2 separate regions of the Homo sapiens genome follow, and region 1 is linked to region 2. The links are chromatin loops, found by intact Hi-C in ENCODE. Cell type or tissue: K562. All regions are shown on one strand. Links, peaks and the distances in the headings refer to the core of each region. The heading gives the core; the rest is flanking DNA. Region 1 holds the start of LINC01639 (long intergenic non-protein coding RNA 1639). Region 2 overlaps EFCAB6 (EF-hand calcium binding domain 6).

Evidence for each region. Hi-C counts contacts between places; a loop is a spot of excess contacts. Peaks named below come from ENCODE experiments on the same cell type or tissue, not always from the same donor. Only the 100,000 strongest peaks of a DNase experiment are listed, where the experiment ranks them.
Region 1: a loop joins it to region 2, with 11 times the contacts of the local background. A loop is called at or near these places in 1 of 110 quality-filtered maps.

The regions. Positions count from the first base shown.
Region 1 is chr22:43,397,518-43,401,905 of GRCh38, forward strand. It overlaps LINC01639 (long intergenic non-protein coding RNA 1639), which reads left to right and starts at 2,814. Exons shown (of 4, transcript NR_146918.1): 1 at 2,814-2,937. In K562, for the core only: no CTCF peak of the experiment used is centred there; a DNase peak (open chromatin) is centred at 2,034.
Region 2 is chr22:43,619,887-43,624,274 of GRCh38, forward strand. The region is part of intron 20 of EFCAB6 (EF-hand calcium binding domain 6); the gene reads right to left. Among named protein-coding and RNA genes, the nearest start is that of EFCAB6-AS1, 110 kb to the left of the region's middle. In K562, for the core only: no CTCF peak of the experiment used is centred there; no DNase peak of the experiment used is centred there.

The sequences.
Region 1 (4,388 bases), core at 74-4,073, 220 kb before region 2:
TTTATAGGAAATATCAGGACCCTGGAGTGAGCGATGTGAGGCTGGGCTCTGCACTGGATCACCTGTGCCTCTTTTGCTGGTGCTGAGCTCAATACCTGACATAAACAGGGGCCCTCGCTCTCCAGGCAACTATCCAAAGGGGGGCCCCTTAATCCTCATCTTCCTGGCAGATGGGCATAGAAAGCCCATTTTGCAGATGAGGAAACTGAGGTTTTGACATGGTGTCCGGACTTGCCCAAGGTTGTGCAGGGGGCAGGTGGCAGGTGGCAGAGTCAGAACGGGAATCTTGGTCCAACAAGTGCCAAAGCTCCCACAATAGTCCTGGAATTGCCCTCGTTGAGAACTCAAATGCCCACTGCCTCCTTCCTGAGGTTGTTGGTGTGCAGGGCTGCCGGTGTGCGGGGCTGCTGGTGTGCGGGGTTGCTGGTATGTGGGGTTGCTGGTGTTGGCTTGCTAGTGAGTGTGGTTGCTGTTCTCTGGAGTTCATTTGCTGGTGGTGACCAGAGTGGGCATCTGCCCAGGACATCCGGGGCTTGGCAGGAGCTGACCCCACCTGAGGCCTCCATGTGAGAGCTGGGGCACCTGCAGGCTGGGCTCTTCCTGGCCTCCCCAGGCCGGGCTAAAGAGGGCATCATGGTCAAGCAGAGGTCTGGCTCAGGCCCCTGGAAGGAGGGCCAAGGCCTGAGGAGAGGAAGTCTAACCAGTCTCCCCCACTATGGCCATGACATTCACTGGAAGTAGCAGTTGGGATGTGGTCAGGGCCAGGAAGAGAGGCTGGACACCAAGGTCCTGATCCTGGTCCCAGCTCTGCCATGGATGTGCCCCTTGGATGAGCTGCTTCCCCTCATTTTCCATCTGTCAAATGTGGATGACCTTGGCTTTGCTAGGTGGCCCTGGGAACACAGCACAGCCATTTCCCAACACATTTCAGACAGTGGTCTCTTCTAGCCAAGGAAACCTCTGCCCCCGATGGACACTGGAGTCATTATTCTCAACATAATGGAGGATCGCTCCCGAGTGCTGGAGACTCAGAGGCATAGGGAGATGCCTCGTTTTTCGGGGGATGTCTCCCCTTCTTATCACCATCATCCTAGCCCCCATGGGGACCCTCTCCTCAAGGTCCCCTATGGCATCCCATTGCTAAGTCCAAGTTCTCCTACAGGATCTGGTCTCACCCCTCCCTGCTCTCCCCGCACTCCTTCCTCTGCACCCTTCTCCTGGATTTTGGGTTCCTCAGGACCCAGTCCTGGCCCCCTCTCTTCTGGCCATTTCCTATAAGATCCTGACTACTCCCGTGGCCTCCTGGGCCACCTGTGTCACTGCCAGTCACCCCTAAGTCCCCGATCAAAGCTCAGGCCTCTCTCCTTGTGGCCCCTGCCCTCTAGCCAGCTCTCTTGTGTACCCCACAGAACCTCATGCTCAAGTGTTTCCAACTGAACTCTTCATCCTCCCCCTAGCTGGCTTCCTGCCCTCGATCCCCCCATGTCACCCAGCGAGCCCCACTGGGTGTCCTGGAGGAGCCCAGGCCGGTGGCTCCTCTCCCTCTACCTGTCCTCAGTGGCCTGGGTTCAGCTGCTCACCCTCTATCTCTCCCTGTCCACTCCCTCCCTCCTCCCAGTCATCTCCTGGGCTCCTATTACCAGTGTCATTGTTGGAAACAGGGGTCTCTCATGTCTGTCTTGCTGCATGGACCGAAGTCCGTCGGCCGCCTCGGGGGTCCTCTCCATTGGGACATTACCCTACTTCCTCTCCACCAGGGCACACCTGGTACACACCTCCACTGGGGACCTACCACACCTCTTCTTCCTCCTCTTCACCAGGGCACACGTGGCTCCCTCCCACTGCAGGGCCTTTGTCTGGGTTGATCCAGAGACGCAAGGACACAGTGCCCAGGGATCTTTCCTTGGGGGCCTGTCCACCTCCCTCCTGTAAAATGGGAAGCTGCGTGTCGGTGACTGCCTCGCCCACAGGCTCTTTCTTCTCTGGGACTGGCCAGACTCCCTCCAGATGGCCCCACCCCTGCCATGGCTGATTGGTCCAGGCTGGACACGTGACCCAAGTGAAACCCAATGGGATTCTCTCCTGTGATTCTGAACCCGGGGAGGAGACCTGGAGCCTGGAGGTGGCAGCGACTTGGGAGCCGCGTGGGCCTGTCTGTTCCACACACTGCCTTCTTGCCCCTTCCTTCAACCTATGGCCCCCTCAGAGGACAACCTTTTTCCTTAAACTCCTCGGACGAGGTTCCTGTGGCAGCCGAGAGAGTCACGCAGCGGGGGTGCCTTCCCCGCCTGTGGGGGAGCCCCAGGCGGCCCGCACAGTCTCGTGGTGGTCGGGCCTGGCCACGTGTGCTCCTCGGTCCCCATGTGGCCCCAGCAGGGCGCCCGCCTCCCTCCCAGGGCTTCCTCCCCCAGGAGGGATAGCAGGAAGGCAGGCAAGGACAGGACCTGAGTCCACACCTCGTCCGCGGTCACCTGCCTGACCAGGAGGAAGGGGAGGGGACAGGAGTGATTCCACGGAGGTCACCTGGGAGCTGGGGCTGGGCGACCCCAGGGCTGGATGACCTCAGGGCTGGGTGACCTCAGGGCTGGGTGATCTCAGGGCTGGGTGACTTCAAGGCTGGGTGACCTCAGGGCTGGATGACCTCAGGGCTGGGTGACCCCAGGGCTGACTATTGGCGGAGCACCTGGGGTGGGTGCCATGGGCACCTGAGAGGGAACTTTGACCTGAGCGGAGGTCAGAACCCTCCTCTGAGGAAGTGCCCCACCCCACTGAGCTCCCAGAGGCTGGTGGCAGGTTGAACAGGGGACTATGCCAGCAGAGGGACTGCCTTCCAGAGACTTTGGATCATCACCACGATGGGTTGATTTTACAAATTTAGCCACTGTCACCGGAGGCCTGGCTGAACTTCAGAGTTTCTTCTCCAGCGTCGGTTTCTTGGTTTGTAATGGGGAGGGCTGGATCCCCCTGCACTGATACTCCCATGGCATGGCTGCGGGAGGGGCGCCCATCCTGCTGGCCTGGTGGCTGTGGAGCGGCCGGAGGTGGCGTGTGCCAAAGCTGCTGCTGGTGCTCCCTCTGGCTGCCTTGGGGTGATGACAGGAGCTGACGGCTTGGCAGCAGCTCCCAGGGAGGCAGCAGCCGGGCTGGCGGCGGGTGGTGGCGGTGGTGGGAGGGGGCTTCTGGAGAGAACAAAGCACTGAGGATGCTGGGCTCCAGGGGCGACAGAGGAGTGGGGGATGGGGGCAGGGTTCTGGAGTGTGTGGCCCACAGGGAGGCCATGGCACGGGTGTGTGTGCGGGTGTAGGATTTGGAACCCACCTCGTGGTTGTGTGAGCCCAGGCAGGTCACTTAGCCTCTCTGGGCCTCAGTTTCCACAGTTGTGCAATTGGAACAATACCATCATTACATTATTGTATCCCCAGTGCTGAGAGTAGTGAGTGGCACAGAGTAGGCATTCACTGAATTTTTCTGGAGTCAACAAATCAATAGGTTTGATGGAAGACGGAACTGGCTAATTCATGCTCAGCTCAGTGATGGGCCCATGTTCGTTCTAGAGAAGCAGTATCTTTGTTATTGCTGCTGTGATTGTTTATCAAGGGTGCAGAGGACTGAGCCAGCATGGAGTCCCAGGGCAGGAGAAGAAAGTTGGTCAGTGCATCTGGATGAGGCTGGACTCTGGGACCAGACCATGGAGACTTGAGGGCCACAGCCGGGCGGCTGAGAGTGGGGGAGGGGCCCATATGCCAGGAGTGAGCAGGATGAGGTCTGAGCAAGACCACACTAGACACCAGGGAGAACGTTGGTGGCCCTGGCCTGGCCTGAGGAGGCAGGGAAGCAGAGAGGGCACCTGCGATGGCTGTTTAAGGAAACTCAGTTGAGGAGGTGGATGAGATGGGGCAGGAGTAGGAGGGTGAGGTGGGAGGGACAGAGGCCTGTTTCTTAGGTCAGTTGATGCGAGCAAGTATGAATGCAGATGGAGAGGGGTGGGTGCACCGGGCGTACCTGAAGGTGTGGAGAAGTGGGGTACCAAGTAGAGGGCTCTTGAGGGAGGCAGACACTGGAGGGGAGAGAGGAGTTTCAGGAAGGGCTGCAGCTTAGGGTTTAGGCTGGTGAGGGTTTCCTTGGTTCAGTGAGATACAAAGTATGCTTGTCTTCAAGGCAGAGAACTGGAGACCCCACGAGCTGTGAGGAGAGGAAGGTCTGGGGAGAGATGGCAGTGTGGAGGTGGCAGAGCCCTGCTGGACCACAGTGTGGCCCTGGTCAGCTCCAGACCCAGCCCTACAGGGACGTAATTGCCTCTGGGAGCCCAGTGGGTCTTTCACAGGGAGATACCAGCTTCTGTGGCAAGCTTTGAGATAACCATCCAAACTTCCAGCTGCCATTTTGCC
Region 2 (4,388 bases), core at 189-4,188:
GAAGCTCAGTAAATCCAAAAATAGATAAACAAAGACAAAACAAACAAAAACCACCAAAAAACCCATGGTCAAACAAATCAAATCATAAATTATAATCAATTGTCTGAAAAACTAAAGATCAAAAAAATCATCTCTAAAGTAGCCTGAATGGTCTGGCGCAATGGCTCATGCCTGTGATCCAAGCCCTTTGGGAGGCTGAGATGGGAGGATTGCTTGAACTCAGGAGTTCGAGACCAGCATGGGCAACATGGCAAGACCCTGTCTCTAGAAAAAATAAAAATTTAGGCATGATGGTGCTCACCTGTGATTGCAGCTACTTGGGAGGCTGAGGTGGATCACTTGGACCTGGGAGGTCAAGGCTGCAGTGAGCTGTGATCGCACCACCACGCTCCAGTCTGGGTGACAGAGTGAGAGAGCTAGTTAAAAAAAGAAAAGAAAAGAAAAAAGAAAAGAAAAGAAAAGAAGCCTGGGAAAAAAGGCATATTAAATATGAGAAAACGGAATACTTGCATACTTCTTGCCACAGATTATGGAGGCCAGAAGACCATGGAACAACATTTTTAAAGTGCTGAAACAAAAGGAATGTCAACCCCAAACTCTATATCCAGCAAAAATATCTTTCAAGAATAAAGAATAAAGATATTATAAATTGAAGAAAACTAAGACAATTTGTCTCCAACAGACCTGCTCTAAAAGATGTCCTATAGGAAGTTCTTCAGGGGAAGAAGAATGATAGCTGAGAGAAACTTAGAACTTCAGAAAGAGAGGAATAGCAACAGAAATGGTAAATACCTAGGAAATTATAATACACAATTTTTTTTCTCAGAGTTTCAAATACATGAAGCATAAATTAATAGTATTAGAAAAAGAAATAGACAAATTCAAAACTATTGCTGGAGACTTTAACACTCCTCTCTTAGTAACTGATAGAATAAGGAGATAGAAAATAATGAAGAATATAGAAGGCCTGAACAACACTAATAACCAACTTGATCTGACATTTACAGAACACTCCACCCAACAGCACCAGAATACACATTCTTTTCAAGTATACACAGAATATTTACCAAGACAGACCATATCCAGGGTCATAAAACAAACCTTAACTAATTGAAAAGAATTAATATCACACAAGATATGTTCTCTGACCACAACAGAATTAAACTAGAATCAATAAAAGAACAATATTTAAACACTATGCAATTTTTTTTTTTTTTTTTGAGACAGAGTCTCACTCTGTCACCCAGGCTGGAGTGCAGTGGTGCGATCTCGGCTCACTGCAACATCCACCTCCCAGGTTCAAGCAATTCTCCTGTCTCAGCCTCCTGAGTAGCTGAAATTACAGGCACCCACCACCACACCTGGCTGATTTATTTATTTATTTATTGTATCTTTAGTAGAGACGGGGTTTTGCCATGCTGACTAGGCTGGTCTTGAACTCCTGATCTCAAGTGATCCGCCCACCTCAGCCTCCCAAAGTGCTGGGATTACAGGCATGAGCCACTGTACCTGGCCTGAACATGATGCAAATATTTTGAAATTAAACAACACACTTCTAAATAATCCATGGATCCAAGAGGAAGTCTTAAGGGAAATTAGAAAATAATTTGAAAATGAATAAAAATTAAAACTACAACATATCCAAATTTGTGAAATGCAGCTAAATCAGTGCCTACGGGGAAATACATTACATTAACGGCTTATATGAGAGAAAAAATGACTCAAATAAAAACTATGAGTTTCCAATTTAAGAAATATAAAAGATAAACTGAATCCAAAACAAGCAGAAAGAAGGAAATAATAAAGACCAAAAATCAATAAAATTGAAATCAGAAAAATAGAGAAAAATCAATAAAAACAAAAGCTAGTTCTTTTAAAAGATCTGTGAAAGTGGGAAGCCTTAGCTGAATTGATGAAGAAGAAAGGAGAAAAGAGATCAACTATGAAAGTGATAAATGAAATAAGGAATCTCACTAAATACTTCACAGATACTTTAAAAAAATTAAAAGAACACCATGAACCATATTAATTCCATGAATTTGACAACCTTGATGACCAATATTTTGAAAGATGCAAATTAGCAAAACTCACTTGAGATGAAATAGAAACTCTGAATAATCCAATAACTATTAAATTAACTGGATTTATAGGTACAAGCCTTCCAACAAAGGACATTCCAGGACTTGATGATTTCACTGGTTAATTTAATGAAATATCTAAGGAAGAATAACCATTCCATACAATCCAGAAAATAGAATAGAAAGGAATACTCCCAGTTCATTTTATGAAGCTAGCAGTGCCATGATACCAAAATCAGGGCTGGTATTCATGACTTTTATTATTCTTAGATGTCTTACAAAATAAATCACTTATTTTCTTTATAAAATAAAGCTCATTCTGGCATGCAGTGGCTCACGTCTGTAATCCCAGCACTTCAGGAGGCCAAGGTGGGTGGACCACTTGAGGTCAGGAGTTCGATACCAGCCTGGCCAACATGGTGAAACCTTGTCTCTACTAAAAATACAAAAAATTAGCTGGGCATGGTGGTGTGCACCTGTAGTTCCAGTTACTTGGGAGTCTGAGGCAGGAGAATCGCTTGAACCTGGGAGGCGGAGGTTGCAGTGAGCTGAGATGGCACCATTGCACTCCAGCCCGGGTGACAAGAGCGAAACTCCATCTCAAAACAAACAAGCAAACAAAAACAAACAAACTCATTCTATTTTGCAATTATTATCTGGATCCATTTGTTATGTGGTCTTAGCGATGTTGATTTTAATCTTACTATATCTAACCTAAATAATATATTATCCTAAACAATATTTCATTATTACTCTTCAACTCTTCCTAACTGTGCTAAAAAAGAGAGAGAGAGAGAGATAACAACAAGACCAAAATGATAGAATCACCTGGCAGGATGAGATAATGTTGAAATGAAACACCACTAGGACATCACCCTTCAGTTTTCTTGCGGCAGTGCCCAAAGTTCTACAGTATTTCTCAAGAATGTATAAAAGAAGACAACGACACCATGCTCGGGGTGTTGTGTTAGATTTCACTGAATGCAGCTGGAAATTCAGAATTCCTTCTTTATGCCCAAATGGCTAAGGCAAGAAAATTTGAGAAAGGAAGAGATTTCACAATGATGAGATGATTCAGAAGAGGAAGGCATAGAGACAGAACAGCACTCTAGATTCCAAAGATGATGGTGACACTGATCGTATCAGCTGAAGCGCTTGATGACTGAATGATATATTTCTAAGGATAAAAAAGGAAATTTGGTATTTTCATTCAGTTAGTCATCCAACAGGAAGGATCTGATCATGCAGTATTTGGTGATGGACTATCTAATTTTGCTAAAAGGACACATGAGAATATTCTTTCATCTTTTAAGATGTTTGTGCATTAAAATGTACTCCATGCAGGCTGTAAGTGGATAAATGGTCAAGGCAAGTGTGTTTTAAACAAGGACTGGAAGGGAATCGAAGAAGTAGAAAAAAAAGGAATAAGTCATTGGATCAGTCATTCTACTTGGTATTTATATACCTTAAAATGAAAATGTTTGGCAGTTATGAAGCAAACAAGAGAGTGTCCTCTTTTCAGCAAAGTTATGAACTCTCAACATTTTCCAAAGTATTGTGTTTTTATGATACAGGTGGAAAGTGAAGACCCAGAGAGCAGAGGGGCCCAACCAAGAGGGCAGGAAGACTTTTAGAAAGGGGTGGTATCCGGCCAGGCGCGGTGGCTCACGCCTGTAATCCCAGCACTTTGGGAGGCCAAGGTGGGCGTATCACGAGGTCAGGAGATCGAGACCATCCTGGCTAACATAGTGAAACCCCGTCTCTACTAAAAATACAAAAAAAAAAAAAAAAAAAATTAGCCGGGCATTGTGGTGGGCGCCTGTAGTCCCAGCTACTTGGGAGGCTGAGGCAGGAGAATGGCGTGAACCTGGGAGATGGAGCTTGCAGTGAGCCGAGATTCCGCCACTGTACTCCAGTCTGGGTGACAGAGCGAGACTCCTTCTCAAAAAAAAAAAAAAGAAAAAAAAGAAAAAAGAAAAAGAAAGGGGTGGTATCCAGGTCTGCTTGGTGGTGGAGGTGGAACAGGGCAGGCTGTCCAGGCAGAGGAGGTGGCCCCTCCCAACAGACTCCTGAGCTCAAATCCCTGCCCCACTGCTCATTATCTGTGTCCTTATGGACATGTCACTAACTGTTCTCTGAGCCCGCACTCCTTCATCTGTGAAACCAGCTGGGAATGCCTCCTTTCAAGGCTGCTGGGGTATTAAAGGACATGTCTTCAGGAAACACAACACAGGGCATGGCCAGGGTGGGCTTAGCTTTCTGAAGCAGTGCTTTGGTTTGGGTCCACCAGACCCCGGGGACCAAGTCAGT